6 separate regions of the Mus musculus genome follow, and all the other regions are linked to region 1. Evidence: chromatin loops called from intact Hi-C (ENCODE). Cell type or tissue: heart. All regions are shown on one strand. Links, peaks and the distances in the headings refer to the core of each region. The heading gives the core; the rest is flanking DNA.

Region 1 (5,291 bases), core at 743-4,742:
TTTTCTGTATAATCTGGATCGCTGAACTAGTCTTCATATTGCAATGGAAAATAGCAACAAGGTCACTTCCCTAGAGTTCTGCCCTCTGCTGTGTTATTTTTGCTTTTGTTCTTTTGGAGGCAGGAACTCTTTACATAGCCCAGGCTGGTGTTCAACATGCTATTCTAGTGACGGAGTCTTCCAAGTTCAGGGATTCTAAGTGAATACCATCATGGCCAGTCTACCCTATTTTCAAATATTGGCCAACTGCAAGTTTCTAGATCAAAGTTCTTCATGCCTTCTGCTAATCCTGCTGGCATAGACTTTACAAAGAGTCATTTAATAGCAGTTCCTTTCTCTGTTTCCTTCCTGCCTCTTACTGCTGTCCTCCAAATGAGATGTTCTTAGCACCCCGGACACTCCCTCCTGCTGTTTTTCTTTCCTGTACTCAGTAGCACCTTTCTCTTCCCCAGTTCAGTTTTGTCTCTGTGTCCCTACTTTCTCTTTTAAGACCCTTTTCTCATAACTGCATGCGCTCTTCTTTTCCACACCCCCTCTCCATCTGTCAGAAGCAGAAATGCTCATCTGTATGGGGAAATTCAGTCTGTACTCAGAAGAAAAACACCGTTTCCTCTATATTTTTAAGCGAAGACATTGAGCTGGCTGCAAAGGGAACTGACAGGTTTGCATGCATGCTTATATTCACTTCCCCTTTGTGGCCAGCAAGGCTTGAAAAACACAGGACACATGGGGTCAGATCTTGTGGGTAAAGATTACATGGTTCCAAGTATGTGTGGCAACTAGGAAGAGAAGATAGTCAAGTAGCAAGTGAGTCTCCTGATCCAATGATTGGATATTTATGACCCTCATAATAGTGAAACCTTGAGTGATGGGTACAGCCTAGAGGCGTGGGGGCTGCTCCCTTAACCTTCTGAAAGGACCATTTTTCTACATCCTTTCAGGCTGTGGTACTATAGATGTTAGTGACAATACCTAGCTCTAAGGAGCAAATAAACTTCTAGAGCTAGCAGGATTAGGCTTTTCTTCTAGCTTTCTTGCCAAGCTAGATTGCTGTTCTAGAAGCACAGAAAGAGATATTCATAGATGAAAATTACAAAGGGCCAGCTTTGTGATACATTTGGTATGAGAAGGAACCAAAGCAGTTCCACACTTCCAGCACTTGGACATGTGAGGTCTCTTTGCAAAGCATAATTCTCTTTCCTTTGAGGAATGTTGCTGAGGAAACAGTGGACTCTAAGCTACACATACCTTATTAATCCCTAGGGAGAGAGCCATTTTACTGCACTAAAGGGAAAAAAATATAAAAGCCTAGTCAGGTCATCAAAAGTGAAAGCATATTCAAAGAAATGTGGTAGATGAAAATGAAAACAGTATGTTCTTGCCAGCTCTTTTGTTTGTGAGGAGGGATGAGGGAGTTGTGTACTCATGTGAGAGATCCATGCAGGATGGAAGGTGGTGACTGAAGCTTTAGTGACAAAGCACACGTTCTCGGGGATAAAACCCTGGATGTGCCCCTGATGTAGAGAGCTAAGCTGCGAGGCACTTCGAGGAGGAAGTATCGGCATAGTTGGCCTGCTACTGGAAGAAGGGAGGACAGTGGAGGAGAAAGGGCATCGCTTCTAGTACTTTCTTCAGAGGATAAAATGTACTATAAAATACATTTGTTAACTATTTTCATTATAAGCCCTTTAGCATTACTTGACTTTTCAAACTGTATCCATTAGCTGCTATAATTTTATTTTAGAAGTTAAATCCCACAAGGTGACCACAAAATTGTCCCATGCTAAAATGTTAGACTGTTTTTTTTTTCTTTTTCCTTTTTCTCATTTCAGTGGGTGTAGGATCTCACTATGTGGCTTGGGTTGTCCTAGAAGCCAGGCTAGCTTCACATAGATCCATCTGTCTCCCGAGTGCAGGGAATAAAGGTGTGCCCCACCACACTCAGCTTGCCAGACTTTCTTTTAACCTCCAGGATAATTAGAGTCATGAATATTTCACAAACGTGACTCATGATAATCATTAAAACAAAATAAGACAAAGCCAAGCCTTAAATGATTTATCCTATTCATGGCTGATGAGTGGCACTGGGCTTTCATCTTGAGAGAATTTGTTGTTTTAAAATTATTTTCACTTTATCACTTTTAAAGTGGTTTTCATGCACTAGAAAAAGTAAATTTATAGATTTCTTAGAGCTTAAAAGGACAAAACCCTCAATATTAAAAAAAAAAATTTCCCCTAGCCTGTACTGCAGTCATTTCCAGCTGGAAACTAAGCAAATTATTTAAAAAAAAAAAAAAAAAAAAAGAACTGTGTTGCGGTGATATACTGCCCTCTGCTGGCCAGAGCTCTAAAGAAGCAAGCACTTTACAGAGCTGTTCCATGTTAAAATGTAACAAAGCTTTTCTTTCCAATTGTTTTCTACTAGGTATTTCAGGTTGGTTTTTCCTAAAATAAAGGCAACAAGAAAATATTAGAAACAGCCAGGTATGTATACTTGTCTAGAGTGACTGATTTCAACTCTAAATTATTTCCACATATCAAAAGGTTGCATCAAGATGCAAGTGCCAATGGATGAGACTCCTAATTTAATAGGAATTATCAGTGACTGCTAAAATCCACTGTGTAAAAGGGTAACATTAAATTTAGGATCTCAAAATATAAGCTTCAGATTACATAAAAAGTTGACATAAGTAAAAGCTATTTTTGGTCAAAGGAGATATGAGATACTTGGTCACCTTATCAGAAGCATCAACGCCCAAACAGCTTTTTGTACGGGTACCTTGTCTTTTTGTTGTTACTTATCTTATTTACTTAGTTTTTGTTTGTTTTAGTTTTCTTTTCTTTTTTTGAGAGAGACAGAAAGAGACAAAGTTGAGAGGGAGGGGAAGGAGGGAGAGAGAATGTGAATTTGGGTAGGGAGGATTTGGAGGATGGGAAAGGATATGATACAAATATATTATATGAAATGCCTTTTAAAATAAAATAAAAAATAACAGATTCTATGAGTGCTATCTTATCTAATGTGAGTCAGGATAAACAACCTTTAACACTTGGGATCAATTCAAGCCCTAGTTGTGTTACAACACATGATATGCTTGTCCTGTTGAAGAAATAAAAGCATTTATCTCCGATATATCTTAAACCTTCTATGTATGTATGTATGTATATATGTACATAAATATAAAATATAGTTAAGTGGTTGTCATTTATTATCAAATTTTGGTATTTTTTGAGACAGGGTTTTTTTGTGTAGCAGAACAGGCTGGCCTCAAACTCACAGAGATCTCCTTGGGATTAAAGGGGTGTGCCACCATCACCCAAACTCTCTCCTCTCCTCTCCTCTCCTCTCCTCTCCTCTCCTCTCCTCTCCTCTCCTCTCCTCTCCTCTCCTCTCCTCTCTCTCTCCCTTTCCCCCTCCCTCTCTCTCTCCCTCCCTCCCTCCCTCGCTTGCTTGCTTTCTGAGACAAGGTCTCATTATATAGACTTGTTTGACCTGAAACTGTGTAGACCAGGCTGGCCTCAAAGTCAGAGAGATCCATCTGTTCTGCCTCCAGAGTGTTGGGATTAAAGACCTGTGCTGCCATGCCTGGCTGTTATCAATTGTTCTAGCAGTTCACATAAACTGCAGTACTTCAATTTTGGGGGTTCTCAATATGAGCAATTGAATTCAAACACTAACAGGTACAGGAAAGAACACCTCGTGCCCAATTCTCTTTCCCTGGCCATTGATATAACCTCCTCCTTGAGTAAAGACAAAAAGGGACACAAACACAGTCTTAATCTTAAAACAATTTTATCGAGAAATTAAAAAGAAGTGGCTAGAAATAAGATGACCTTGTTCTTGGAAAGAAACATGGAGAATTCTGGGCACTGATACATGATCGTAATCTCTTTGCATTCCCAGTTGCTGTGTTGTGATATGGGCATGTGTTTACTTGTGGTAATTCGTGATAGGTCACATTTCTCCCAGACTCTTGTCAAATGCCTTATTTTCTAAAATGCCTGCTTTTAAGGAAAGAAAATAAGTTTCTTTGTACACTTCAAAGGTAGCACAGGCACGGCAGGCAGTAACACAAGAATTGCTGGCTCATTTACATCTTTACCTTTGGCTTTCAAAGTACCCACAGGGAAGAATGGTTGGTTCTGAAACATGATATGAGCATGCAACTGCACACACATGAACACACGTACACATCCATAAAAAGAGGGGAAAAGCCCCCTGATAGTCCTAAAAACCACTGACTTCTCATTCAGGCCCCCAGGGACCTAAAAGCACAGTGTAAGCCTGGTGTGTCTGCCTTCATTTTGCATCTATCTCTTTTAATCTGGCTCATTAGCTTTGTCTACTTCTTTCAATATGAATCACTCAAGGAGTGTCTATCAAATTATCACTTATTCCATTGTCCTTTGAGGCCAAGGACACAGAGACAGGACTAAAGGGGGCATCTTAGTGTCAGCTTTTTACCATGTTCTGTTCCGGATGCCTAAAAGGTGCCTAAAGATATCCAGTTATTATCCTAAACCAGGACTCCCTTGGATTCTATCACCTAGATGATGAAATTTAACCAGTGAGGACTAGAGTGTGAGCAATCATCTCCTGGGGACCACCCTGTTCCCTTGAACAATAAGAAAGCCTACAGACTACCTTTGCTGAACCATAACTGAGACAATGATCAGTGAGTCACACAAACTACTGGCTACACCTTGACTAAGGCTGTATAATTATGCACAACTCTTGCCTCCTTGCCTCAATTTGTCCTCTAATCTACAGCTGATATCAGTACCCTGAGAGGGATTTGGGGTCACCAGACACTGTTCCTCTTTTTGATGTGCACATGATTACCTCTCCTGTCTCTGATTTTCACGATTTGTCATTTGCTTCTTGAGTTGGCATATTAAGATGGGTGGCCAAGGCCAGCCTGTTAGGGTTGCTGGAGAAAGCGCTTTTATCCTAAAACTCTAGTTACACTTGGGTCTTCCACGACTACAGATTCTTGTAGTAGAATGTGAGGACCTGAGAGCAGTAGCACTGGAAACAAGGCTATGGCCAGATACCACATCCTAAAGAGAACAGAAGGTTCACTGAACTTGAACAAACCACAGCTTTGAGTAACAGGACTGCACTGCACATCTAAAGCTAACTGGCTTGTGTAAGCATTGAACTGATGAACAAGGCTTACTGTGGTCCCCTTTGAGGGAAATTAAGAATGGTGTTCTAATATGCACACATTTAGACACGTGTTCTTGTCTTGCACAATAGCTTCCCTCTCAATGCCCTGAGCTACTGATTG
Region 2 (5,291 bases), core at 792-4,791, 140 kb before region 1:
GAAGAGGGCTTAAAATCTGGCCGGACCTCCCTTCTACACCATGAAAGGGTGTTTGTTCTCAAGCTGTTTGGCCTGGAATCTGAGGAGACACGTGCCTTTTCATGTTTTATACATTTTATTCATACATTTCTCCAACTTTGAAATGACAAAAGCCCAAGTCTATGGTTTCCCATTACACAGCATCCTACAGGTATGTATATTCTACAAAGAATACTATGCAGTTTCTCTTCTCCCCCTGTCACACGAGATAACTGATTAGGGTTTCGACTTGTACTGTGCTGGCTTGCCACCACCCTTGTGGTTGTTCAGGTGACAGGGCAAAGGGGTTGGGATGGGAGGGCATGTGCTAAGGCATGTAAATAGATACACACAGAGAGAAAGAAAAGCAGGACATTTACAAAGAATCCGAACCTTTCCAACCCCTTCAGCTCCTCTTGCAAGCTAAGGCTTTGCTGTACCCTGCGAATACTTACAATCGGATACGGTGAAATATACAACAACCATTAACATCTCTCTCTTTTTATCACTGAGACAATACTTCAAAACCTTTTATAAAAAGGCAATAATACATACAGAAAGAAAGAACACATTGGCAAAGCTTTATGCAAAACCACCCCAGAACTGAGTCTGAATGGCAATGCACCTACACTGCACTGGAACACGATGCTGTGGTCTCAGCACCACCTGCCTGCAGAGGACATCCCAGGCGACATCAAAGACTGGAAATCAACCCCTACCCCCCAATTCTTGGTCTCTGCCAAATGAAAAATAAAGGCAATGCCACTCTCTGTGGAGGAATGCCTACTTCTACTCCCAAGCACAAATCCCTCTGTTGAGATTCTCTCCTGGGTCCAAAAGACTCATCATCCCCGGACCTTACTCAGTCACATGCTATAAAGAATGGATTGAACTCTAAGCAGTAGCCAAGTGCCAAGGTTTTGCACATACACAGAGCTGGAGTTGTGCTTGGGGCCAGCAATGTGGTCTCCCATGTGGCTGCAAACATCTCCTTCCATTTTCTTTTGCTTGGTCCATTTGCACAGGTTCATTCAAGGGAGTTAATGGAGGGTCGGGTGACAAACAGTGGGAAGTCAGGAATGGTCTCTCCCATCCCTCTAACAGCTAAGACTTGCGGATGCCCGTCCCAGAGACGGTGCTGCTCTTTGCCTATAGCTGCTACTGCTGCTGTGGCCTGAAGGCACCAACAGGAAGTGCAGATAGGAAGGTTGGACGCGCTTCCTCTTTTCCCCTACTTCCGGATGGATGTGGGAGCTGAACTTCACTCTGTAAGCTGGGCAACCCGAGACTTCCCACAAGTTTAAGGCAAATGGACGTGTGCAGTGCCCAGGCATAGCTGATTACAAATGAGGCCTCCCAAGTACGGTTTCCTTAGCCAGTGGTACCACACAGAGAGGGAGACCCTATTTCTAAAAGGGCCAGAAAAGGGCAAGTGCCCCCAAATAAAAACAGCGATGAGAAGAACATGCAGCCCTTCTGAAAGCCATAGGAAGAAACGAGGCATCAAGAAAGATGTGTTCAGGGGCTTCAGTGTGCCTCAGCATCAGCATCCTTGCGAAGAGAACAGATGGAGCAGGCTGTGTTCAGTTCTGACAAACAGCCACCACTATCTACCCACCAGAATGCTGACCTGAAACAAGAAGTGATGAGGCATGCCAGGGGCTTGATTTTTGGAATGCTTAGCAGTGTGCCCTCTATTCTTTCCAAGGAGACATTTGTATTAAGAATTCACTAATCAAGCCATTTTCTCCATAGCGTTTGTGACAAGCTAAGCTTATTTTTCCCCCGTGTAAGAAACTGACCTGAGATGCTAAAGGAACATCCCATCAGTGGGAGACAAGAGAATGCTTTGGGCTGCCTCACCCTTAAGGAGCAGTTTCCATTCTGAGTAGCTCCCCATTTCCTGGAGGGTGGTTCAGTTGATTTAACTTTTTGCAAAAAAAAAAAAAAAAAAAAAAAAAAAAAAAAAAAAAAACAAACCAAAACCCTGGTAACCTTAATGAAGAGACCCCTGATTGGAAAACAGAACTCACAGATAAAAAGCTTAAAAAGATAACAGTAGCTTCAAAGGAATGCTTGGCCTGCCTGCCCCAGGCCTTAGATATAGGGAAGGGACCGCTTCCTGCCACTCTTCCTTTGCTGGGGAACTCTGCAGCTTTATCTATTCTGCCACCAATAGCCTGAGACTCTGCCTTCTGAATGCAAATAGCAAGAAGTAGGTCAACTCTTTCTTTTGCCTTTCTGAGCTGATATTTTAAGCCATCTCCTCTGATGGGGTGCTGCTAAAGCAGTTCCAATGTTATCTCGACATTGGGAAACTTCCAGATGAATTAAGCTGAGGGACACATTCCTTTTCAGTGTTCAGATAGGAATACGATGCATGTGAGAAGTAATTACTGCTTTATGATTAGAAAATCAGCTCACTTCATCTTTTAAGCAACGAACTTAGGAGATCCAAACACTCCTTCTCCTGTTGTGGGGAGTAGGGCTGGGGCGGCAGAAAGGACCTGCACTCTGGCTTTCCAACATTTCAGCTGACTACTGATTTAGCAATCTCTGGTAATTTGCTCTAGTGTGTGTGTGTGTGTGTGTGTGTGTGTGTGTGTGTGTGTTCTGGCCGATGAAATGGAAGCAGTCAAGAAGCTTTGAGCAATTTCCTCTGATTGCTCGGGGTACGGCTGTACTGATAGTACTCTGACTTCAGAGATTGTTTTCCTGTAGGTCATAAGCACACTGCTTTAGAGCTGTGTATTAGTGGAGAAGAGCAGGTGAGCTGCTGGGGCAGCCGCTGGGTTCTAGGTGCAGGCTTTCGCCACCTGTATAAGGGCAGGAAGGATGCCACCAGTGCTCTTCTCTCAGACTCCAGAAGGCCAGTGAGGACAGAAGTTCCCCATGTCCCCGAGTCCTGGAGTACCTTTTTCAGTCTGTGCTCACCTGAACTTCAGCTGGCTTCACTTTCCTATGCTCATTCTGTCTGGGGGGACGTGGTAGATGGTCACACACAGGCCTTGCCAGCATTTCTGGAGATGTGCTCTCAAGAGCAAGTGGAGCATAAGGGATTCTACCAGAGGGAGGAATGGTTCTTTTTTTTCCCACACCTTAGTTGTGCTTTACTGGAAGAGGTAGAGCAGGTACTGAGCCACTGAAAAGGGTGCCTTATGCTCAGTACTACTGCAGTAATGATGTCTGGCCTGGGCACTGATTAGGATCGAGGTCAGCACTACACAGCCCTAAGCAACTCCTGAAGTTTTCTCCCTCCACCTAGCAAGAGCTCACTGTTGAGTCTGTCTCTGGTGTGCTGTTAGGCCACCCTTACTTGTGGGACCGAACACAAGTTATTCTCACAGTATCTTGTTGGTAAGTTGTGACCATCTGGGCACTGACAAAGAATGGTCTACAAACAGAAACCAAATGGTATCATGTAATAATAGTTGGGAAGGGTGAGATGCTGAAAACAGGAGAGGAGTATGAACACAAAAATGCCTTCTCTGTTCAGTGCCTAAGAGGAGCTGTTCAGGCCAGAACTCATTCTGCCAAGGCACAAAGTGATGGAGGCCAGCTAACCCTGAAGAAATGAAAACGATGGTGTGTTTCCAAGGACCAGAGTCATGTCAGTGCCCTGTTCTCTCATCCATGAAGGGGCAACACTCTAGTGACCTCTGGCAGTCTGAGAACCCCAGCCTGGGCCTCCTCTAGTGATTCTGACAGCATGGCGGGGGATGACATGGTGAATGCTTTTAAAGCAACAAGGACAGGTGACTCCCCTGTGCCAAGGGATAGAGCAAGAGGAAGGAGAGACCACAGGTGGCCTTGTGAGTCACATGTGGTCCAAGCTGTGCCCTGGCAGGCTGCTTTGTTGCCCTACCAACCGATACTTATTCCTGGGCCTTCGATGGGTCAGTGAGCATCTAACAAATTTTAGAACTTAAAAGATTACCAGCTTGGACCTGAACAAATCTATAATGAAATGAAGGACCCAAAGGCATTTAATTATTGAACACATACAATGAAGTATATTTAAAAAAAATGGTCAGACTGTCCTGTTAGTTATCATTTTAAAGGAATTTACAGGGCTGTTATAGATTATTCTTTTGGAATAATTCAGTTTGTAGCAAATGCCTAAACTGGTTTCTTCATTGCACAGTATATTCTCTTTAAATGGGTGCTTAAAACAATTACATACAGATTAAAAATCCGCATTTCTTTGCTTAATTAAAACGTTAATACTCTTAGACAACACAGATCTGAAATGGCGAAACCAGCAATACCCCCTCCCACCTTACAACAAATTAAATTGAGACAAAATTACAAACACATTTCACTACATGATTATTATTAATAAAAATCAGGTTTTTTTTTTCTGTTTTATAAAGTTGCCCGAAATGCAAGGGATGTGCATAGGTTTACAACTTAGTCATAATAGCAATTTATTCTTACTCCCCTGGGTGTGCCCCGTGAACGGAATGTACTTGGCTGTAATTACAGATTGTTTTGTCCAACACAGACACACCGACAGCATAAACGCTCGCGACTGTCCACATGCATTAAGAGTCAAGACCCAACTTCAAATCTCTAAAAGGTTTACAGGGTGCTTCAAAGAGACAGTATCACAGTATCCGCATGTTACATAAAGGACTTAAAAAAAGAGAGAAAACAGGCCTTTAAAAATTTATGACTGTTTTGTAATCACTAGACTAATCATTTCAAATAAATAAAGGAAAGAAAGGTATTCCAATCCATAAAATCAGACTCTAAAAAGAATGTAGTGTTCCACCCCCAGTCAAGGTAACAGAATCATTGTTTATTATTATTAAAATAGATTATAGAAAGCAGCATCTATTTTGTGCAGTTTTTAGGGGCCTTGGAAATAAAAAGCTATGATTTCCAAAAATATAACATTCCAAAGGATTGAATAATACATACATTTAAAGATACATTTTATTAAAGTTTAGGAGAACTGATTAAAAAAGATACTGTCTCTTTAAATTAGTGTGTAATTGATTTTCTCCTCCTATCTATTCGGACATGACAATAATTATAAATGTAGGTCACACTACAACTAGGTAGTCTCTAGGGACCACGACCTGCTGACACAAGGCCGATAACAAAGAGGCTTTTTCCACGTAGGAGGTGGCTCCCAGTTTTATACTCAGATAGCCAAGGAGAAGCCTAATAGACCCAGGAGACTGGGACCCACTGTGGGGCTGTGCACACAAGCTCGACAGCTTCTTCCAGATGTCTGATTGTCTCATCAATTTCGTTGTTGATAATTG
Region 3 (5,291 bases), core at 502-4,501, 310 kb before region 1:
CAAGGATTTGGGTGGAAGCCCATGAGGAAGCCATTAAGCCATTAGCTTAAAAAAAAAAAAAAAAAGCTTCAATTCCAGAACCACAGATGAAGAAACACCATCTGCCCACCTACCACAATTCCAGGAAGCTAGGGAGGGAGGCCTTTGACCCAGGAGCCTGTAGTGGCTGTCCGGCGGGAACAGTGAATCTGCTGTTCTTCACAGAAAAAAACCAAATGCATACTCCGGTGCGTGAAGTTAGTGCTCACCCTTCTGCTGTTTGTCTGACAAGGAGGCAGGCACACTAGGCAGCTTTACTCAATCTGGTGATGAGCCCAGGGACAAAGAAAAGACCACAGTGGCATTCTGATTTATTCCCAAAGGAACGGGGTTGGGGGGTGGGGGGCAGGGCACAGAAATAAACTGCAGTTTTACAGGTCAAAGACAGTGGAGCTCAAAACAGTGAAGTTTCATTCTGTTTAAAACCAAAATCCAAAAAACTCGGGGCCAGCTGAATCTAGCCGGTAAAAGTGCTCTCCAGATGCTAAGCTTAGGGAACTGAGTTCCATCTTAGGACCCGTCCACATGGTGGAGGGAAAGAACCATCTCCCTGCCATTTATTTTTTGACCTCCACAGGCATGAACACGCGCGCACGTATACGCGTGCGCAGGACACCGAATCAATGAATAAATACAATAAAAATTAAAATAGAACACACTGAAAACGAAAATTGGGGTGTAGCTTAGTAGTGGAGAGCTTGACATCATACCCACCAAAAATATTCGGATGTGGGGCTCAAAGTGATACAGAGACAGGCTGCTGCGAGTAAGGGATGTATTTATTAGAAGAGTTATTAACGCCACGGACAGAAAACAGGAACGGCAAGGATTTGGAGGAGAAGAATCAGGGGCCTATGTGGCAGAAGTGGACCTGTGTGCCTCTTAGGTGGAGAGGCAGGCCAGGCTCTCATTCCCAGGGAGAAGGCAGTGAGGGGGCGGGCGCGCGGGGGGGGGGGCGTAACAGCATGTATAGCCACCAACCGGGCCTTTGATGTAAGCTCACTTGCCCAGGTTAGAAACGCTGGCACCTGGAAGTCTGTGAGCTAGAGGTTTGCAGACACTATCTCAGTGGAGTGCTTGTCTGTGATTGCATGGGGGAGGGCTGCTGCAGGCAATGTGAGCAGCTGCTCAATTCCACTATTCCGTTCTTACACCCAAGACCCTCGGTCCAGTCCCCATCACATCACCGCTATAAAACAAATCCCTCGTCGCAGAAGTGTCTGTAGCATTTTATCTAGGTTCCGCCCGACAGTTACCCGACAATAGCCAGGTGTGCCAGACTCACTATAAAAGGGGATGCTTGTCCCCCTTCTCTCTCTCTCCCTCCCTCTCTCTCACCCCCTCCCTCTCGCCTTCTTGCTCTTACTCCATACCCCCGTCCACGTGCTCATGGCCGACCTCTACTCTACTCCTCTACTCTCTCTGCCCTTCTCTGTCTCTACTACCCTCTCAACTCGCCTCCCCATGCCCTGAATATACTCTATTCTATACTATACTGTCGTTAGTGTGGCTGGTCCCTTAGGGGGAAGGGATGCCTCAGCATGGGCCCGCAGAGGCACCCCCTCCCCCCATACCTGACTGCACATTCACCAGACATATTCCTTTTCTCTTTATTTGTATAAAACACAACAAGGAGAATTACTGATAGTTATCACTGCAGCAGGATGAGACCTTGTCTTGAACAAGACAATGTTACACAAAACAAAACAAAGAAGTAAGACCAACGGAACAAAGAGATGCCCCTCCCCCCCAACTCTGGCTACCGGTGCCTGTGCTTGTTTAACAACTTCCAATCACACCGAAGGCTTAATGTTAGTTTGCAACCAGGATGCCGGGCTTCAACCTAAATTCTAACTCTCAACACAAATCCCCGAGGCATAGTAAAGTAATCACCCTTAATAGAAAGCTACTGGGGGAGAGAGGAGGAGGGGAGAAGGCAATGGGAGAAGGAAAGAGAGATAGGGAGGGGGGAGGGGAAGAGATGGGAGGGGGAACGAGAGAGAGCAAGCGCGCAAGAGCGCCAAGCAGTGACTGCGCAGAGCCACGCCCCAATCTGAATGGTTCCCAGCTCAGATAAGAAACCCCCACAGCTGAAGTCCCATACAGCCCCCTTGGAGAAACGGCCACTTCCTGTTTACTTTACTGCCTTCCAGCTGGGGGCGGGGGGAGCAGTGATGGAAGCCATTGCTTGTAGCTGTAGGGAAGAATCAAAACTGCTGGATCAGGGCTGCAATTGCAGCATTGCATCTCATTACTCTGCCCGCCCCCGGATAAGGCAGAGCTAATACCATAATAATACCAAGGAGGTGCGGGGCCTCGCGGCAGGTGCTGTCATCTAGCTTTGAGTAACCACGCAGTATCCTTCCGGGGGCAGAGATGGGGAACAGATGCCAGCCTTAGTTCGCCCCCACCTCTCAACTCCCCGCCGCATCAGGGCAGTGCTGCGGAGGCTCCATGATGCAATCGCAGCCATAGATTCGCAGCTCAAAGACTGAGTCAGGATTGGGCTTGGTTTTGGGCCCTCCCCCTCCCCTAGCTACTTCCTCCGAAGTATATCTCTCATCACTTGGGCTTTTAGGTTTTAGCACTGGACTGTCTGGTGCGGAGTAGTTAATCCCTTTGCATTGCTAATGCCTCTAAACACACCATTCTTTCCATCCCCACCCTGGGGCTCTTGGGAGAAAAAAACGATCCAATCCGAGGCCACGCAGCACTTCTGAGCAGTCTCAGTCGTTGAATGATCAGGCTAATAGAGCTTCTGACCTCAGCATAGGGATGCCTAAACTTAGTTGTGGCTCATGGGAAAAAACCATTTGCCAAGGACCCGACTCTGATCGATGGAGAGAGTGTCAATGGCTGTAGGTGCTTTGCAATGCAGTTTGGAGATTCTTTTAAGAAGTCAAGCACGAGGGGTTGTGTTGGCACAAGCCCCATTAATCCCAGCACTCCGGAAGCAGAGGCAGGCGGATCTCTGAGTGTGAAGTCAGCCTGGTCAAAAGAGAGATTTCCAGGACATACAGGGCTGTTTCACAGAGAAATCTTGTCGAAAGAAAGAAAGAAAGAAAGAAAGAAAGAAAGAAAGAAAGAAAGAAAGAAAGAAAGAAAGGAGGAAGGAAGGAAAGAAGGGAAGGAAGAAAGAAAGAAAGAGTCAAGCATGGCCACCAGTCCCCTAGGAAGTCCATTTCTAAGTATTTAGCCAAGAGAAATAAGGACATAACGCCCACCTGAACACTAGTACATGACTATTCCCAACAGTCTTGTGGATACTGGCGCCAACGTGGAAAGGTCACACTGATAAACTAACAAATGAATAAACAAAATTTGGTGTATGTGTATAACAGAAGGTACCAGGCATGGTGGCATGCACTTTTAATCTCAGCACTCAGGAGGTAGACAGGGTGATCTCTGTGAGGCCAGCCTGGTCTACAGAGTAAATTCCAGGACAGACAGGGCCACACAGAGAAACCCTGTCTCAAAACAAAAACAATGGCGACAAAAAAAAAAAAAAAAAAAAAAAAAAAGAAGTGCAAAATGTGGTAACCTATGCTTGTAATGGTGGCACTTGGGAGGCAGAGGAAGAAGGAATTGCCACAAGTTTGAGGCCAGCCTGGGCTATATGGTAAGACTTGTGTCAACAAATGGGGGGAAAAAGCTAGCAAGATGCCTTAAAGGGGTCCTGGCTTTGAGCTCCACCAACCACAAACAAATCAAAGGCAGTGTGGGTTAAGGTGGTTTGGAAGGCTGGACAAGATTATGCCAACTGATTGGATAATGAACAGGCACAGAGACAGTGAGAGTCACTACGTGCTGTCTGTGCTCTGGACGCTACTTACTCATGTTGACTTGGAATGTGAAATTGGAGTAGTTAGGGTACGGAGGGCTGAGCCAAGGTCATTTTTAAGAGCTGGGATCCACTCTAATGGGAATGTGGTTCCAGGATCCCATGACAATGACATAAAGAAAACAAGAAAAAAGAACCTGGTTACAACGTCATTGGTCAGGCAAGACAAAGTTGATTCTGGGGAGCTAGTGAAAAGGTCAGCTTAGGAACTTTGGGAAGGTCATGAAACACTTGCCCCTCTGGAAGGGCTAATATTTCTCAGACAACAGGGCAGAACCGACTTGTGGGTGGGGACACATTCTGCAGGACAGACAGACCGTTGCCCACTTTCAGTCAAGGGAAGTCCTTGTCATCTCATTCCCTAAAGACCAATCAGTTTAAAGGGTGCACTGTTCCGCCAATCATTGTGCCTAGTTGCTGATGCTCTATTCTGCCCCTGGAAACCATATAAAAACTTGCCGAATGGGTGCTGGGGGGTCACTGCCTCTCCTTCGGGTCTGGGACGACCCCAGTGCACTGCATTTTGCATTGATCGTGGCTCCACATGGTTCACTCTGGGGGTCCCTGGTAAGCTAAGGCTCCCTGGGAAGATGGCTCAGATGGTAAAGAGTCTGCCACTAGGGTAGCAGGACCTGCATTAGGGTTCCTAGAATCCCATCTGCCACCCTACCACTGTTGGAATGGAGACAGGTGAATTTTCAAAGCTTCCTTGCTAACCAGTCCAGCAAACTGAGGAGCTTAGAGCTGAATGGCAGGATTTGTTTAAAAAAGAAAGGTAGAAGGGATCTGGAAAGATGGCTCAGTGGCTAACAGCACTTACTGCTCTTGCTGAGAACCTCATTTTGGTTCTCAGAATCCATATGGCAGCTCACAACCATCTATAACTCCAGTTCTAGAGATCTGATGCCCTATTCTGAACTCTGCATAAGTGTGGTGATGCCCAGCCTGTACCAAATCCTTAGCTCCACATAAAATCTAGCATGGTAACATACACCTACCACTTGGGAGATGGAGGCAAGAGGATCAGGAATTCATCTCATCCCCAGCTACATAGTGAGTTCAAGGCCGGCTTGGATTACATGATACTCCATTTAATATATGTATGAAGCTATAGCTGTCAGTTCCACCTTGCATTGTATATACATGACCCTACTCTCAGTGCTCAAGAGGGAAGCTGAGGCAGGAGGATTGCTTTGAGTTCTAGGCCAGCCTTGGCTACAGCCTGTCTCAAAACAAACCAATAGGGCTGGAGAGATGGCTCAGAGGTTGAGAGCCCTGATTGTTCCAACAGAGGCCCAGAGTTCAATTCCCAGCAATCAATGTTGGCTCACAACCATCTATAATGAGATCTGGCACGCTCTTCTGGTGTGCAGGTGTACAAGCAAACAGAACACTACATAAGTAAATCTTC
Region 4 (5,291 bases), core at 758-4,757, 190 kb before region 1:
TCTTTCATGAGTAGGACCTGATGAGCTTAAGGCCAGATCAGTCAATGTCTACAGGCTCTTGAGTTCCTGCCCAACAGAAGCTGTTTTTAGGAAGCAAAATGTCTACAACATGTTGGCACATAGCTCAAGATGGCTAGCAAATACACAGTCCCTCATCTCCCCTGGAAGCAGTCATCCGGGTGCTGGCTGGGCAGGAGAAGCAGCAGCGGCCCTGGGAGCCCAATAACAGTGCTTTATCCACCTCACCCCCACCCCATCCCCTGGGGAGCTTCTGTCAATCACCTCCCAAACAAAATAATTCCATCTGTGTCCTTGTCTCCGGATCTACTTCTGTGGGAACAAGAGGCAGAGAACGTCTTATGCTGCAGACCAGGCATCCAGAAATAAAGGCATGAACTGGGGTTGAGACTTCTTGCCCTCCCAGCTCTCTGCCTCTCAACAACAAAACTTTGCTTGGTTTCCTCGGTATCAGGCTAAACGTGCCATGCATTAGCCCTCCATAATGGTCTAGCTTCTATTGGGCATGTGTATGCCTGTGAAGTAAAAGCAAAAGAATGTGGCTTTAGTATCTGAGCTCTAGCCAAAAGCACCCAAGGAGACTCCCTGACCGCCTGAAGCCAAGAATCCCCTTAATAGGTTCAAACTAACCTTTCTTAACGAGAGATACCTTTCTTTCTATAGCTATTGAAAGGACCCATGGTGAGGGCTGTAACTTGCTCCTATGTATTGCGTTGAGAACACAGGCTGGGATTAAAAGGAAGATTAAGGCTTCAAAGGTCAGTCTGAGATACTGAGGAAGACTAGGAGGGCTGATAGCTTGCTGTGAGATAACCAAGCTAGACTGATAAGAGGAAGGACAGTGACCTCTGGTTTCCCTACCCTCCAGTAACACACAAAAGACACAGTCATCCTTCCATTTATTCTTGCTTCTAATGAACAGCCTTAATTGCTAGTAAAGTTGGCTCCTAACAAGAAGCTTCTAGCTGGGAGACCACCCCAGAGCACTGTATAGACAAGGAGTTAAATATGGCACAACTAAGAAAGACTGCATCTATATCTTGGTAACTGATAGAATTAATGCTCTGCCATAATAAAACCTCAAGTTGATCATGCTCACAGGCTCACGGTTAGCTAACTTTCTTATATAGACCAGGACCACTTACGCAGGGAATGGTGCTGCCCAGAGTGGGCTAGGCTCTCCTATATCAGCAATACTCTCTGGGCAAGTGAACCTTCATCAGTGAACAATGCTAGAGCTGTTGACCCATGGGTCTGATGAAGCTGGAAGGTAAGGGGGACAACAAGGGCTGTGGGTGTAACCAGACCCACTTTTATAGCCATATTTCAGCCTCTGGTTTGCTGAAGAGGGGAGGGAAAGGGCACAGAGACTTCACTGGGATATCTGAAGAGAAGGTACAAGTGGACTCAGTGGAGGTCAGGGTTTGGTTGGTTCTTTCAAGCGGTTCTAGGCTCTGTGTTGAGGATAAGAAAGCTAATGCAGACACATAGATAGTAGCAGAAGCAGGTATGGTTTATTCAACTCAACAGTTAAGAGGACTGGAGCTGGGTTCTGGGCACCCATGCCAGGCATCTCACAATCACTTGTAACCCTAGCTCCACGGGATCAGATGCCTCTGGGCTCCTCAGGCATCTGCACTCACACACCCACACCCACACCCACATGTGGACACATCCACCTACTACGCATAACTAAAAATGATGAAAATGTAAGTTGAAAAAGACACTTTCGAGGGGAGAAGCAAGAGCAGGAGAACATTTAGAAGCACAAATGGCCAACGCTGTACCAGGATGAGTCTTTTATGATACATATTGGGGCCTTTGGAGCTTCTTTGTATAATGCTGGCTTTCTTGGCCATGCTCTGTTACACGTGATTCCACTCACAACTTAATGGATCACCTGTCTTTCATCATCATCTTCCTCTCTACCTCCTGCTCCTGTGGCTCCAGGCAGTTCTAGCAGGCCTCTTGGCTAGGAGTGGGGGTGTATGTGGTACGGGGAGCAGGGTGGTTCCAGGGTTGGAGAGTTTGTTTACCAGCAGGTCTTTCTCTAATGCTAATCTTGCATTGTTTCTGTTTGGTTTTCAGACCTCACTGCCAGCTCTACCTTCCTGAGCCACAAGGACCTTTGCAACACTGGTGGTTACAGACTGTGTCTACCACTCCCACTTAACCTACGGATAAGGACTTATGTGGGATGGGGGGGGGATGCTTCATTCACCTATGTTACTTTTACTCACCCCATCCCAGTCATTCCTTCCTGTGGTTGTTTGATTAGGAATAGGGGCCCTCATAGACTCATGTGTTTGAATGCTAGGCCCATAGGGAGTGGTACTATAGGAGGTGTGACCTTGTTGGAGTAGGTGTGGTTTGTCTAAGGAAGGTTGTCTCTGGGGGTGGGCTTTGAGGTCTCCTATGCTCAAGCTATACCCAGTGTGGCACAGTCTTTCCCTGCTGCTTTCGATCATAGAACTCTTGGCTCCTCCAGCACCATGCCTGCCTAGATGCTGCCATGTTCCCACCTTGATGCTAATGGACTGAACCTCTGAACCTGTAAGCCAGCTCCAAGTAAATGTTTGCCTTTATAAGAGTTGCCTTGGTCACGGTGTCTCGTCACAGCAATGAAACCCTAACTAAGACACTTCGTATCAGAGGTTAGACCAGTTCAGTCATATTTTTGCTTTCAAGGTCCAAATGTAAGAAACTGGTAATTCCCCAGGGTATTGTGGCCTTGATGGCTGAATCCACAAACAGAGCCCTTATTATGGGAAGGGAATGTCAAATTTCCTCTCAGCAGAGTGAGAATTTGGCATGTTTTCATGGATGTCTTACAAGGGAACAGCAGCCAACCCTCCACCCCCACTCAGGCCTGGAGGAGCTGCTGGGACCAGGAGCATGTAGGACAGCTGAACTGTGGATCAGTGGTCAGAGAAACATGTCCCTGCTGTCTGTCCAGGAATCAGTCTCGGCAGCCCCTTAGGCAGAGGAATCTCTCAGAGTCTGGGTTGCGAGCAGGCTGCCTGAGTTTCAGCATTCCTAACCAGCTCCCAGTACTGCTACAGCTATCGCCTCTGCTGCATCCACAAACCAAACAGAGCAGCAAGAGCTTACATCCTTGCCTGATGGGATTGTAAGACCTCAGATTCGGAATTTGACACAGGACTTAATGGCCTTAGGCCAAGCATGGCCGCAAGCCTCAACACCAAAGCTTCTTGCCTGCTGGGAAGGGCCTCTGCCACCTTCTGTTTGGGGATCATCCGCCTTTCCAAAGAGATGAAATCAGCAGTTTGCAATTTGGGCAAAACACGGTTATGTTAAACTGCCTGGTCCCCACTACAGCCCTCTAAAGTTACATAATGTGTCCTTGTTACAAAGACCTATAATACCATTTGGTAGCGGGAAGCGGATTGCAGACTGCTTATTGCTGATGGGTGGGGCTAGGGCTGGGGTCAGGGAACTGGGCAGAATGTGGGAAGGGTTTAAAGCAAAAAAGGGGCCTGGCAGATGGAGAGGGCAGGAAGGCTCTGGTAGCCAAGGCTTGGGGATAAAACTGATTGGTTTGTCAGCAAAATCTGTCATTGGCTTTGGCAATTCAAAAGGCAGACACGTTTGCTCATCTCTGCTAATCCTCATCCGATACCGAGGCTTTTCCAGCTACTATCTGAAAGAAAAATAAACAGTCAACCCTGCATGCATGCACAGTCCTTGCTCTTTGCCCCTGTGTGCTCCCTGCTCCAGCCTTTATTTCTTCTTTCACCATTTCTTGGGAGATGGAGGGGCTGGGGGCACTATGGGCAGACCTCCAGGATGGTAAGCAATACTTGGAGATGGGCCATTAAGGGTTTTTATGCAGAGGTTTTCTACCATCTATTTTCTTGCTGGGTCCTGAGTGATACCTGGGTTGTTGATGGGTCTTAGCCTGATTAAGGGTTTCCAAATGGATGGATGTGGTGGAATTTGAGTGAGCCCAACACTAGGATCCTTGGGGGAGGAATGAACACACAGAAGGGGAAATGGCTGGGTATAGCCAAGGAAGTGTGGAGGTGCGGGCAGAATTCCCAAGGGACCCCTCCTGGGTAGCCTTCGACCTGCTGACTTGCCCTTTCTCCCCTCAGGTAGGGATCCTACAGCTGAGTGGCTCTAAGCCACCAGGTGCAAGGAAGGCCAAGGGATGCTGATCCTGCTTCTTCATGGTGAGTCCTGGGCCAGAGGTGCTGGGATGGGAAGGTAGGCAGCGGTCACAGGGCTCCTGCCTAAAGAGTATGGGCTCCAAGTGGCTTCAGTCACAGCTGCTTCTCTGGATACTCTTTCTGATCAGATTTCCTGCTGTGTGACTGTGGGGAGAGGCTAGAAAACAAGAAACAAGTAAGTGGTAACTGTGACATTATAGATGTTTAAATATTTTTATTTTATTTTTCAAACTTTATGCATATATGAGTATGTATGCATATTGAAACAGCATCTCATATAGTACAGTCTAGCCTCAAACTTATGTGCCCAAGGCTCACCTTGAATTTGTGGCGCTCCTCTTCCCTCAGCCTCCCAAGTGCGAGAATTAACTGCTTGAAGTTATGGTGATGTATGTAATGATCTTTATATATGGCACATGTTATAGAATATTTTACCAGATGATTCTCAAATACTAGTAATAGTGTTTTGTGTTCTTGTTTTCCTTATGTCACTGTAATAAAAACACATGGACTAAAAACAATAAAGGGGAAGAAGGGATTTATACAATTCACAGTTCTGGGCCATGGTACACATCCAGAAAAGTCAAGGCAAGCTCAAGGCAGGAACTTGAAGGAAGGCTGCTGGCTAATCCATGCAGGATACCTTTCACCTAAGAACTCATAGCCAAAGTACAGCAGGAAAGGATGCTGCTTGCTGGCTTGTTGGCTGGCTTCTGTTTAGCTAGATTTCTTATCCAGCCCAGAACCACCTGCCTAGTGATGGTGCTCCTTATAGTGTGCACTCCTACAATCAATTAACAATCAAGACAAACCCTTACAGATATGCTCATGGGCCAATCCATTCTGGGGATTTCTTCAATTGAGGCTCCCTTCCAAGATGACTCTAGGTTGTGCCAAGTTGACTGTGCAAGCTAACCAGAACATTCTATCTTCCATCTTTTTAAGAAAGTGGGAAATACTCTGTTCCATCAAACAATCACTAGTGCTTTTTCAGTGCACACAAGGGATGCTATAGAGGTAGAATAACCACATGGCTTTTGTCTTTGAGAAACCTACATGCCTTAAGGGAGAGCCAGTAAGTAA
Region 5 (5,291 bases), core at 416-4,415, 81 kb before region 1:
CAAGCATCTTGAGAGGAACAGAAAGGATAAGGATGGTAAATTCCACCTGATTCTGATAGAGAGCAGAAATTACCAGTTGGCTTGACACTAAAAGACTAAGCAGGTGCTTCCACCCAATTGGAAATTGAGTTGTCCACAACCTCTGCTCTGGTGGCATAAATTCTCTTGTGTACAAGAGCAATAAAATCACGTTGGTTAATAATAAAAAAAGAATGTCATCTAAGGCCAACAGGAAGCTGACAGTGCTGGTGTAGAGCTTGCTGCACAGCAGCCAGTGTTCCTTCCACACTCAGCCTAAGCCTTATTCTGCCTACGGAGGCAGAAGCCTGACATGTGTAGGAGTCACAGAATTAGGGAGAGCTCATATTTGATTTTCCCTTCCCCTTCTTGAGAAGGAAAGGAGAGGGACCTACTCTTCCCCCTATAAAAAGTGAAGGGTAGGGAGTCCTCCAGAAAATCTTGTCCCAGAACTGGAAGTTCCAGAGAGTGGAGCTTCTTGCCTTGGTCTCTGGCCAGGGCTTGTCAAGTTGCAGCAAGTTATAGTCCAGTCCTACACTGTTGCACTAGGAAAGATAGCTTTGTTCAGAGAATCCTTGGGGAGGCTCAACATGTGGTATTTTAGGTTAAGCGAAAAATGACTTGTATCTGTTCCTTTAGTATGTGAGGGCTTCCTTTTCTGCCTCACCTGGGATAGCCCACACTTGCAGCACATCTTAAAGTAAGAATGCATGCTTCCTATAAGTCAAAGAAATGTATGAGAGGTAACCTGAGCAAGGTTATTCTGATGGAGTCCTGTCCAAGAGAACTGCCTGAACAGAGCAAGAAGAACCAGAAATAGGAGCTATGAGTAACATCACGGGGCAGGAGACAAGAGTGTGCTGCTGAGGCTAGCTGTACGCTGTGCCAACTATGCCAAGGCTGCAAATTTGCAACCCAGCACCAACACTGGCATGTCTGCTACACCAAGGGCATCAACAACCAAAAAGGAAGTGGCCGTCTAATGTTGGTGATTATAGAACATGCTGTGTAAGGGATTCTTTTTCTTCTCCATGACCCTTGAGTTTTCCAATATAAGGTAACAGGACACAGTGTGTGTTTCATAATTGTTTTCTTCAAAAAATAAAAATTTGAACTTGTATGTAGCGATTATAAATACATATTTGTAAAAAAAATAGAGTAGCACAAAAATAAACACAGCAGAATACTTATTTTAGCTTGTTTCTTTGGGAACCAGATACAATTTCTATTTGATCCTGCTTGCATACTAAAATTTTTTCCCCTGAAATCAAAGACATTTTGTACATATTTATTTTTTTGTGGGTCTTTCAAGTCTGACTTACTAAACAAGTTTTTCTTTAAATATAGAGAAGACCTTAGATATAAATACAATTCTATTTCTCTATTTTAAAGAGAATCCTATAGTCTGGACAAATATCACCCAAGCACCCATGTATTAAAAGGCATAATTGCCAGCTTGTGGCACTAGTGGCAGGTGGTGGAACCTTTAGGAAGTGGGGTCTGGTAGGAAAAGCTAGGTCAGTGGGACTGTGCCATTGAAATAGATGGCAGTATTCCATTCACTTCTTCTCTTTGCTTTTTGTGTGTCATGAAGTGGGTAGCTTCTTCTGCCATAATGTTTTGCTTTCCCATAGGCCCAAAGCAATAGGGAGAACAAATGGAAACCTCTAAAACCGTGAGCCAAAATATTTTTCTTCCTTTTAAGGTGATTATCTCAGGTGTTTTGTCATAGCAACTGAAAGCTGTTCAACAAAGAGGAGAAAACTAATGTCTAGGTATGTGAAATGCTGCACTTAGGGTTACACAAGCAGAGCAGCAGGGCATGAGAGCATGGCCTTCTGGATCACACCAGACCTCTCTGGGTTATGTTAGAATTTAGAAATAGATAACAACTAACAACTCGTGCTAGGAAGGTGCCTTTAGTAATATTTTGGGGGGAAATTGCAGAAAATGCTATTCATAGATCATGGCAAAAATAAACTACATATGATCTGGAAGTTAATCAGTTGCTGGTTTTGTCATGTTAAGTAACTGCATGGTTTTGTCACGTTAAGTAACCTTAATCTTCTCCTGGCCAAAAGGGAACTTTTTAGGTTTTAGGGGCTATCTGGTCTCTGTCACTACTATTACAGCCTGTTGTGTTGTATAAAAGCAGCTGTTAACAATGAATAGACTGTGTTTCAGTAAAATATGTATCAAATAAGTGGTTGGCTGGATTTGGCTTGAGGGTGATAACTTGCAACTTCTGCTCCAGACTTATAAGTTCAAGGTAGACTGGTAACATCAAAATAGATTTTTTTGTCATTTGCATTCCTTAAATCTGAAGATAATAAAGCATATTTATAAGGCTGGCATGCTGAAGGGAGTGGGAGAGGGGATAGAAAGATGTTAATAGATTATTCCTAGAAGGAAGACAAAGATGAGGAGCTCTGGCTGTTTGCATTCTTTTTCTAAAGAAATTAGCTACCCAAGTTCAGCACTACACACACACACACACACACACACACACACACACACACACAAACCACAGACATAGAATCAAGGCAAAAACAAGGAAATGTGAACAGCTGCAAGGGAAACAGGCTGTCTCACACTGTGTCACTCCTAGACAGACGTGCTCCCTGCCAGTCTTTGGCACTGGGTCAGATATGACCACACACAGCTGCACAGACACACTTCACCTCCGCCTTGGAGTCACTGCAACTCCATTGGGAAACTGTATTCTACAGATGGTGCAAACAAAGCAGAGTAAACTCAGTGGCAATACCCAGTTCCTATCTCCTAAGCATGCACTTTCCAACAGATAGATGAAGTCAATCACTTTTACTTTACTTGTAAAGCATTAAAGGCAGCTCCTATTTTAACACAGCATTACATTTCACTCTTGATTTCTTAGTCCTCAAATAGAAATAATTGCTCACATATTCCACATTTAGGTATCTGTTCCATATCTATTTTAAATATTCTATAATTAAAGTTAGTGGGAAGATACTATGAAATAACTATCCCTGGGTTGTGTAGCTCATCAACCTTTTCTTTTTCCACAGAGAAAACCTTATAAAGGACAAGAATATGTACCACTTGAGACAAGATTGTAACTTTTGGAACAAGACTCTAAATATAGATCAATAAATGAAGAGCTTCCTTCTAGAGCTTCAAAGAACAGTTAAGTTCATTAGCGGCCAGTTACTTTAAAGACACTGAAGCAACTTTTTGTTGGAAGATAATTCAAGTTCATTTTTAGCTCCAAAATAATGAAATGTGCCCGCAACTGTAGTGAGACAGATAGTAAGAGTGTGAGAAAGACTATATGAAATGGCAGCCATGAGATGAGAGACAGCCTGTCAGAGACTCCCTTCACAGTCTCAGGGAACAGGAACCAAGTTCCAATATCGTGCCTTAGTGAACTGAGAAGTGCTAGGCAAAAGGACTTTTTTTTTTCACATATTATATATTTGAAATCCATCAAAATGTTAGGGAAAGGCAGGTGACTTAATACTAATATTTAGGGAACTGACAAGCAGCTATCACTTTGAAGATGATTTTTCGAAGTTGTAAACTGGAGAAAAGTTTCAGAGATCTAAACTATATTTTCCTGCCCAAATTAACATACCAACTTGAGATTTTCAGCTTAGATACCTACCCAGGAAGTTTAAACCGCATAGTTCCTGGATAGCCCGGGGAAACCCAACTCTTTAATATAAACAAAACCAAAAATGAAAGTCCCTTTCAGACATTAAAAATGAGATAGTACAGGTCTGAAAGGAATATTGTACATCTTAAAATTGCATTTTCAGAAAAATTGAGGAACTATAAATTTATAAACTGAAAGAAAAATTTTTTACACATCTAAGAATGATTATGCATCATTGTGATTCCACAATTTACAAAATGTTATAAAAGCCACCATGGTGAGTTTTGGGTCAGAAATGTTGACTGTGGGTTAATAACCCTGTCCCTCCCCCTTGAGACCCTGTCTATCTATTGGAGGTAGACTCTTTGAGTTCCCTCTCCCCAATGTTGGGCATTTTGGCTAAGGGCACCCCCATTGAGCCCTTAAGAGTGTCTCACCTCGTGGGTCTCCTGTACATTCTAGAGGGTCCCCCATCTCCCACCCCAACCCCTGAGGCTGCTTATCTCTATTCATTCTCTTGTCACTGGGCTTCTCTCCTGTTCCCCCACATACCTGATCCTGTTCCCCCTTTCCCCTCCCTGTTCCCTCTCCTACTCAGGTCCCTCCATCCCCCTGCCTCTCATGATTATTTCCTTTCCTGTTCTAAGTGGGATTGAAGTCTACTCACTTGGGCCTTTCTGTTTGTTACAACTTCTTATGGTCTATGGGTTGTATTCTAGGTATTCTGTACTTTTTGGCTAATATCCACTTATCAGTGAGGACACACCATGCATGTCCTTTTGGGTCTGAGTTACCTCAGGATGATATTTTCTAGTTCCATCCATTTGCCTGCAAAATTCATAATGAACCGTTCCTGTCTAAAAAAACTGCAGGGACAAAAATGGAGGAGAGACTGAAGGAAAGTCAGTATAATAACTGGCCTAACTTGAGATCCATCCCATGGGAAGGCACCAAGGCCTGACACTATTACTGATGCTATGATGTGCTTACAGACAGGAGCCCAGCATGGCTGTCCTCTGAAAGGCCCTACCAGCAGCTGAGTGAGACAGATGCAGATACTTACACCCAACCAGGGACCCCTATGGTTGAATTAGGGGAAAGATTGAAGAAGCTGAAAGGGAGTGTGATCCCAAAGAAGACCAGTAGTCTCAACTAACCCAGACCCTCAGGAAGCTCCCAGAGACTGAGCCATCAACCAGGAGCATACACGAGCTGGTCCGAGGCCCCTGGCACAAATATAAGCAGAGGTCTGCCTGGTCTGGCCTCAGTGGGAGAAGATGCACTTAATCTTTGAGAGACTTGAGGCCTGAGGAAAGGGGAAGGTCTGGTCGGGGGAGCACCCTCTCAGAGGCAAGGGGGAGGAGGAAATGGGATGAGTAACTCTGGGAGAGGGGACTGAGGGGGTTAGGGTGGGGAACGACTGGATTGTAAATAAAAAAATAAATTTCAATTTTGCTGAGGTATATACCCCCCAATAAAAACCCACTGGGTGATCTTTCTTTTATGGAGTAAATATTTGTCTATCCTATCAGTACCATTTTCTCCCTAAAAACTTATGCATTACAGAATTTTCAAATCTATTTAATTAAAATCTCTCTCTCTCTTCTTCCTCCTTCTCTCCCTTTTTCTCCTTTCTTTC
Region 6 (5,291 bases), core at 869-4,868, 380 kb before region 1:
GGATTCCCCCTGACAGTGCCCTGTGGATATAGTCTACATAAGTAAAACAGCCCAGAAGCAGGTTGTCAGTTAACCTCCCCGTGGCAAGCAATTGGAGTGATGCTCAGAATCTCCAGCTCTTGAACAACAGACTCCTATTTGTCTAGATTTATGTGAAAAGGAATCTAAAACAAAACTAAAAACATATCTCACTACTGTGCTTTGTGAATCCTCAAATCTCATAGCAGAAAGGAACCCATCTTAGTTTCTTTGGATTTGCTGCGACAAAACACCATGGTCAAAGCAACGTATAAAATAAAGCATTCAGTTGGGTTTATGCTTTCAGAGGCTTAGAATATATGATGGCAGGACAGCTGAGAGCTCACATCTTGAACCACTAGCAGAAGGTGGGGACACACACACACACACACACAAAGAGGACTGGGATCCAGGAGTCTTTTGAGACTTCAAAACTCACTTCCAGTGACACACCTCCTTCAACAAGGCCATACGTCCTAATTCTCCCTAGACAGTTCTAGCAACTCAGGACCAAGTATTCAAACCTGAATGGGGGAGTGGGAGGGTGTGTGTCTGTGTGCGCGCGCTCGCGCGGGCGCACGCGCCTGCTTGTGCGCAAGCGCGCATGCATACGTGCGCTGGCTCATTCTTCAAACCACCACAGGACGATAGGAATCCTTGGGTCTAATGGTTTTCAAAGGGGCACTATGGAAATATGTGCATCTGAGGGTGCTAATACTGCTGAGGACTACTGGTATGTGGTCAACAGAGCCAGGCGTGCTAGATCAATTCCATATATGAGAGAATTGGTCCACTGGATACCCATGTAGACACAAAACCACATCATCATCTAGGTTGGCTTCAAATGTAGCTGCCATCATTAACTGAAAAGCAACATTCAATTGTTACACAAAATGAATAGTAAAAACAACAGGGGTTTGAAGTCTAGTGGTCTCTTTTATAGAGGAGGAAAATTGAGAACAAAAGCCGAAAAGCAACTTGCCTAGGGATTGTTTTATTGTTTCCGTATCTCTTTAAAAGTTCAGTTTCAATTTTACAAACTGGAAAAGTAGAAGAGTTTGTACAGTAAACTATGTGATGAGAAGTAATTGTTTGAATTCTGGCAGCAGAAGGCCCCTGGTGGGGGGGTTGGGTTTGGGGTTGAGGTGGGGGGGGTGCTGAGTCCTGTGTTTTATTTGTGAAACTGAGGGTCAGAAAGGAGTATCTTTTAGGTAACTTGTGTGCTGCCATTGCCTAAAAGCTGAGGGCTCAATATATTCTTTTGGTTTTGTTGTTTAAGGGTATGTGTTTTTGAAGCTGAGTCTTGGGGGGTGGTCCGCCTAGAAGCGGGGTCCACCAGAATCGGCCCGTTTGATGACAGACCCCTTTTTCCTCCATATTCTGTCTAGTGGAGAGAGAGGCCTGAGGCAAGTTATCTCGGTCAGGGAGACACAGGTTGTGTCCAGTCACACATTCTCGCCTCCCTGGGGTCCCTTACTGTGCCAACAGCCACAGGCTGGTGCCAGGAATGCCACGCGGAAGGACACAGGGGCCTACAATAAGTGACTCTTTCACAAACGAGAGAGGCTCCGGGTCCCGGGAGGGTCCTGGATTGCCGGCTCTAGATTCGCGTGAGATAGTTTTATTGTTCCTTCAGAGTGGGGCTGTGGGAGTGATGCTATCTATAGGCAACGGCGATCTGAAGCCTACAGCAACCCGCACATCCCCTACAGTCCCTGCTCAGATGGACTCGGGTCACCATGCAGCCTTCCACCTTTCTGCTTCTCATTTCTAGTTCCCTTCCCCCTTTCTCCTCCCCGCCCTCCCGCAGTTTTCCCGTCCCTCCCTCCCATTCCCAGCACTAGTCAAGCGAGTTTCCCTTCTTCACAAGATGGCCACCTTGCTGGACACCCACGGTCACGTGATCCCACTGCCCTCCACGCAGAGCCAGGGCTCATTAGTTAGGCCAGACAAAGCCCACTGCATCATCTCCACGCCCGGGGACGGAGAGGAAGGGACGAGTGCTAGAAAGAAGGACGAAAACTGGGTACACAGGGGAGGAGCAGCCAATCAACCTAGTTTAAAGCTTAGGGCCTTAAGGCTAGAGGACGGTCAGCAATCATTTCTCGCGAGATCTCGAGAAAACAGTAAGATTAGGGGACCGGTGGAGACCAGGGGATAGCAAACCCAGGAGAACCAGAACCACATATACCCAAGGCTTCTTTATGAGCCGACGAGGACGCGGGTAACTGGACTGATTAGGAAATCTCACGGGACTCAGCCGAGCAACGCACCGTAAGCAGGCAGAGCTCCTAACGGCAGTGGCCGGCCGCCCGGGAGAGGAGGGCACACGTCTTACGTGCTGACGTAGCAGTCCTCCGAGTCGGTATATAAGGTCGGTGGCCGCGCGGTGCGCTTCAAAGCCGCAGTTCTCCCGTGAGAGGGCCTTTGCGGTAGAGGCAGCCTTTGCTCAGCAGCGGAAGACTCCGATTTCTCGGTACTCTTCAGGGATGAGTCATGTGGCAGTGGAAAATGCGCTCGGGCTGGACCAGCAGGTGAGCCTGAGCCGCGGGGGTCGCTGCATCACTTTGCCCCCTGCCCTAGCCTGCCTTGTGGCGCAGCTCTTTAAGTTCTGCTTTTTGCCTTCCCGTCTCCCTGGACGGCTCGGGCCGGCGGGTGGCCAGTGGCTAGGGGCTCTGGAGGGACTGGATGCTTGCGGGGGGAGTGCTAGAGCCGGTGATTCCTCCGGCTCGGCTCGGTGCGCGGTATTGTCCCTGGCCCGAGCACAATGGCGGCTTTTGTGTCTGTGCGCAGGCGAGCGGAGGGGGAGGGGGCGCGCGCATTCGGGCGCACGCGCGTCCCCTGGTTGATTAGTGACCCGCAGGTGGGGATCGGGGCGGTCGGGGGGGGGAGATTGCCCCGCGTGGCGTGGCGGGGCCCGGGTGGATGGTTTTGGCCCCGGATTTCCGGGGCTTTGGGCTTCCATGGCCCCAGTGGCTGTGGTTTGGAAATTAGGGAGCTGGCGGCGGCGCGCGGGCTGGCCGAGTGGCCCCGCGGCGCTGGAATGTGGGAGGGGGCGCCGCGGGAGGGGGGCTGGCCTCTGCGCGGGCTAATGGCGGCGGCCTCCTTTGTGTGGCGCAGGCCGGCGGTGCTGCGCGGTCGCCCCCCCACCCCCATCCCCATCCCCCCGGGTCTGCCCGCCAGCGGGTTCGCCTGCAAGCCAGCTGGGTTGCTTCGGCCCCGCCGGCCCGGTGCGTCGCGGCAGGGGAGGCCGCGGTTCCCGAGTGGAAAGTTTTGTGACGCAGAAATTTCAGGGCGGATTGGGCGGGGGGAGGAGGGGGAGGGAGGCCAGGGCCGCTGCGTGCGCACTTGCGCCGGGCTTGGCGGTGACGCGAGCCACCCGGCGCGGCCCTTGCTCAGCCTTAGGCTCCAGGAAACGACCGCGCGGCCCGAGCCGGGCACGCCCGCCCTTTACCTGGGCGCAAGGGAGGACCACGCGCCTTGCGAGTGATGGCCCACTCTGGGATCCTCTAGAGGCAAAATGCCCAGAATATGGCAACAGATAACTTGTTGCTGCCATCGAAGTAAAATTGGGAGATTGGTCAGGCCTGGTTTCTGATTACTTAATCGAGACTCCATTTCTAGATTTAGAGGCCAAGGAGATGAGGGTCTGGTGCCTTCTGCCTGACCTATGACCTGCTACAGTAAATCTTCCATGTTGTGACACATTGTAACTTAAGGGACACTGGTAACATTTTCCATTCTAAATGATACTTATACTAAAATGATACTATTGTTGAACTATATTGGAAATTATATTTCCAAGAGCCTTTCATAAGTTGGTAGTGGATTTAACTTCGAAAGCTTAGGAATTCGGAGTGGTTCAAGTTTGTAATGAGTACCAACAGTGCATTTGGCAACTTTGTTGCTTCGATTAATGTCAAATGATTAAAAAAAAAAACCTACGTAGACTAGAGAGATGGCTCATCCGTTAAGAGGACTGGGTTCAATTCCCAGCACCCACGTGGCAGGTCATGCCTGTGTAACTCCAGTTCCAGGAGATCAGACACCCTCACACTGCAGGCAAACCAGAGCACATTTAAAAAACTCGTAAAAAAAAACCAAAACTCAGATTTTAATAAACGCGGCTTTAAACGGTAGTTACAGTATCAAGGCATGGCAACATTTTTTCTAATGACAAAGAGGTTACATCTGCTTTCTGTTTTCAGGGAGCTTAGCGATACTAGTAGTTTGCAAGTATCGGCACAGATTTATCGAGTAACATTTCCTTAAAACGTAACAGTTCCAACTTTCCTGTTTTTTTTTTTTTCTTCCTGTTTTTCAATTGTGGTTTATACTCCTAAATAGATAGTAGTTATATATCGACAATATGTCTCAGTGGGTAAAGGCATCTGCCACCAAGCGTGATGACCACAGCGACCTGAATTTAATCAGCCTGGTCTTTAGTGAGTTTGAGGCTAGCTAGCCAAGGCTACATAGTGAGGGACCCCCCCTCCCACAACACACACACACACCCTCGAGCAGTGTGTAGCATTTTTGTAAAATCTTGTTAACCAGTATAAGGAGATGGGCAGACTTTGGAGGCTAAAGCCAGTAAAATGCCCTTTAGTAAGAACATCAAAGGATATTCATGACTAGTTCTGTGAGTTTACAGTAAATGTGGGAGAACAGGAATTATTCCAGTTTTATTCTGTAGTGCTAAGTGGTGAGTGTATTGATAAAATTGTCTTAGGCAGTATTATCCCAATTTAATACATTTGTGCTGTATTTGAGAGTAAAGGAACTAAATAATACCAAGTATAAAGTTGGTGCTGTTTAGAAAATTTTTAAAAATGGTTAAAATGAATCCTACACTCATAACGTGTGGCTTTTATTTTCAGACAGGGTCTGATTTAGTGCAGGCTACCTATATTGCTGAGAATCTGATCCACCTGCCTCCATTTCTCCAATCCTGGGACTACAGCCATGAATCGTTACACTTTGTACTATACTGGGGATCAAAAATCAGGGCTTGATCCTTCACTATGGGCTAGCACTCTACTAACTGAACTAAGCCTGAGCACCTAGTTAGTGTTTTAAAACCATTTGTTTGGCTGCCCTGACTTCAAACCTCTTAGAAGTTTTTATTTAAAGTATGTGTCTGCCTGTCTGTACCATCTAATGCTTTGCCAGAAGAAAGCAGTGGATCTCTCTCACACACACACATACACACACACCATGCCTGGCTAAAATTCTAAGATTCATCAAAACAAAGTTTTAGTTTCTCAAATAAG

The links. Hi-C counts contacts between places; a loop is a spot of excess contacts. Peaks named below come from ENCODE experiments on the same cell type or tissue, not always from the same donor. Only the 100,000 strongest peaks of a DNase experiment are listed, where the experiment ranks them.
Region 2: a loop joins it to region 1, with 7 times the contacts of the local background. A loop is called at or near these places in 9 of 42 quality-filtered maps.
Region 3: it touches region 1 in a loop (3-fold over the local background); 7 of 42 quality-filtered maps call a loop at or near these places.
Region 4: it touches region 1 in a loop (11-fold over the local background); 25 of 42 quality-filtered maps call a loop at or near these places.
Region 5: it touches region 1 in a loop (2.3-fold over the local background); 5 of 42 quality-filtered maps call a loop at or near these places.
Region 6: a loop joins it to region 1, with 2.9 times the contacts of the local background. A loop is called at or near these places in 8 of 42 quality-filtered maps.

The regions. Positions count from the first base shown.
Region 1 is chrX:13,654,609-13,659,899 of GRCm38, forward strand. All of the region lies in intron 5 of Cask (calcium/calmodulin-dependent serine protein kinase (MAGUK family)), which reads right to left. It also overlaps a transcript of Gpr82 not described here. Among named protein-coding and RNA genes, the nearest start is that of Gpr82, 4.1 kb to the right of the region's middle. In heart, for the core only: a CTCF peak has its summit at 2,345 (motif pointing left); no DNase peak of the experiment used is centred there; H3K27me3 peaks cover 230 bases.
Region 2 is chrX:13,516,984-13,522,274 of GRCm38, forward strand. Cask (calcium/calmodulin-dependent serine protein kinase (MAGUK family)) reads right to left here. Exons shown (of 27, transcript NM_001284503.1): 27 at 97-5,291. The coding sequence ends at 5,188. Among named protein-coding and RNA genes, the nearest start is that of Gm34836, 50 kb to the right of the region's middle. In heart, for the core only: no CTCF peak of the experiment used is centred there; DNase peaks (open chromatin) are centred at 1,238 and 2,678; H3K27me3 peaks cover 2,224 bases.
Region 3 is chrX:13,345,047-13,350,337 of GRCm38, forward strand. It overlaps Gm34661 (a long non-coding RNA gene), which reads right to left and starts at 2,658. Exons shown (of 3, transcript XR_386903.3): 1 at 2,339-2,658. In heart, for the core only: a CTCF peak has its summit at 2,199 (motif pointing right); a DNase peak (open chromatin) is centred at 2,145; H3K4me3 peaks cover 2,139 bases; H3K27ac peaks cover 2,525 bases; H3K27me3 peaks cover 2,500 bases.
Region 4 is chrX:13,464,004-13,469,294 of GRCm38, forward strand. Nyx (nyctalopin) reads left to right here. Exons shown (of 4, transcript NM_173415.5): 2 at 2,107-3,828; 3 at 4,134-4,211. The coding sequence starts at 4,190. Among named protein-coding and RNA genes, the nearest start is that of Nyx, 5.6 kb to the left of the region's middle. In heart, for the core only: no CTCF peak of the experiment used is centred there; a DNase peak (open chromatin) is centred at 2,878; H3K27me3 peaks cover 556 bases.
Region 5 is chrX:13,574,173-13,579,463 of GRCm38, forward strand. The region is part of intron 12 of Cask (calcium/calmodulin-dependent serine protein kinase (MAGUK family)); the gene reads right to left. All of the region lies in intron 1 of Gm34836 (a long non-coding RNA gene), which reads left to right. Among named protein-coding and RNA genes, the nearest start is that of Gm34836, 7.0 kb to the left of the region's middle. In heart, for the core only: no CTCF peak of the experiment used is centred there; DNase peaks (open chromatin) are centred at 919 and 2,659.
Region 6 is chrX:13,278,606-13,283,896 of GRCm38, forward strand. Ddx3x (DEAD box helicase 3, X-linked) reads left to right here and starts at 2,417. Exons shown (of 17, transcript NM_010028.3): 1 at 2,417-2,552. The coding sequence starts at 2,508. In heart, for the core only: a CTCF peak has its summit at 2,408; DNase peaks (open chromatin) are centred at 1,526, 1,926, 2,366, 3,296 and 1 weaker place; H3K4me3 peaks cover 3,675 bases; H3K27ac peaks cover 2,965 bases.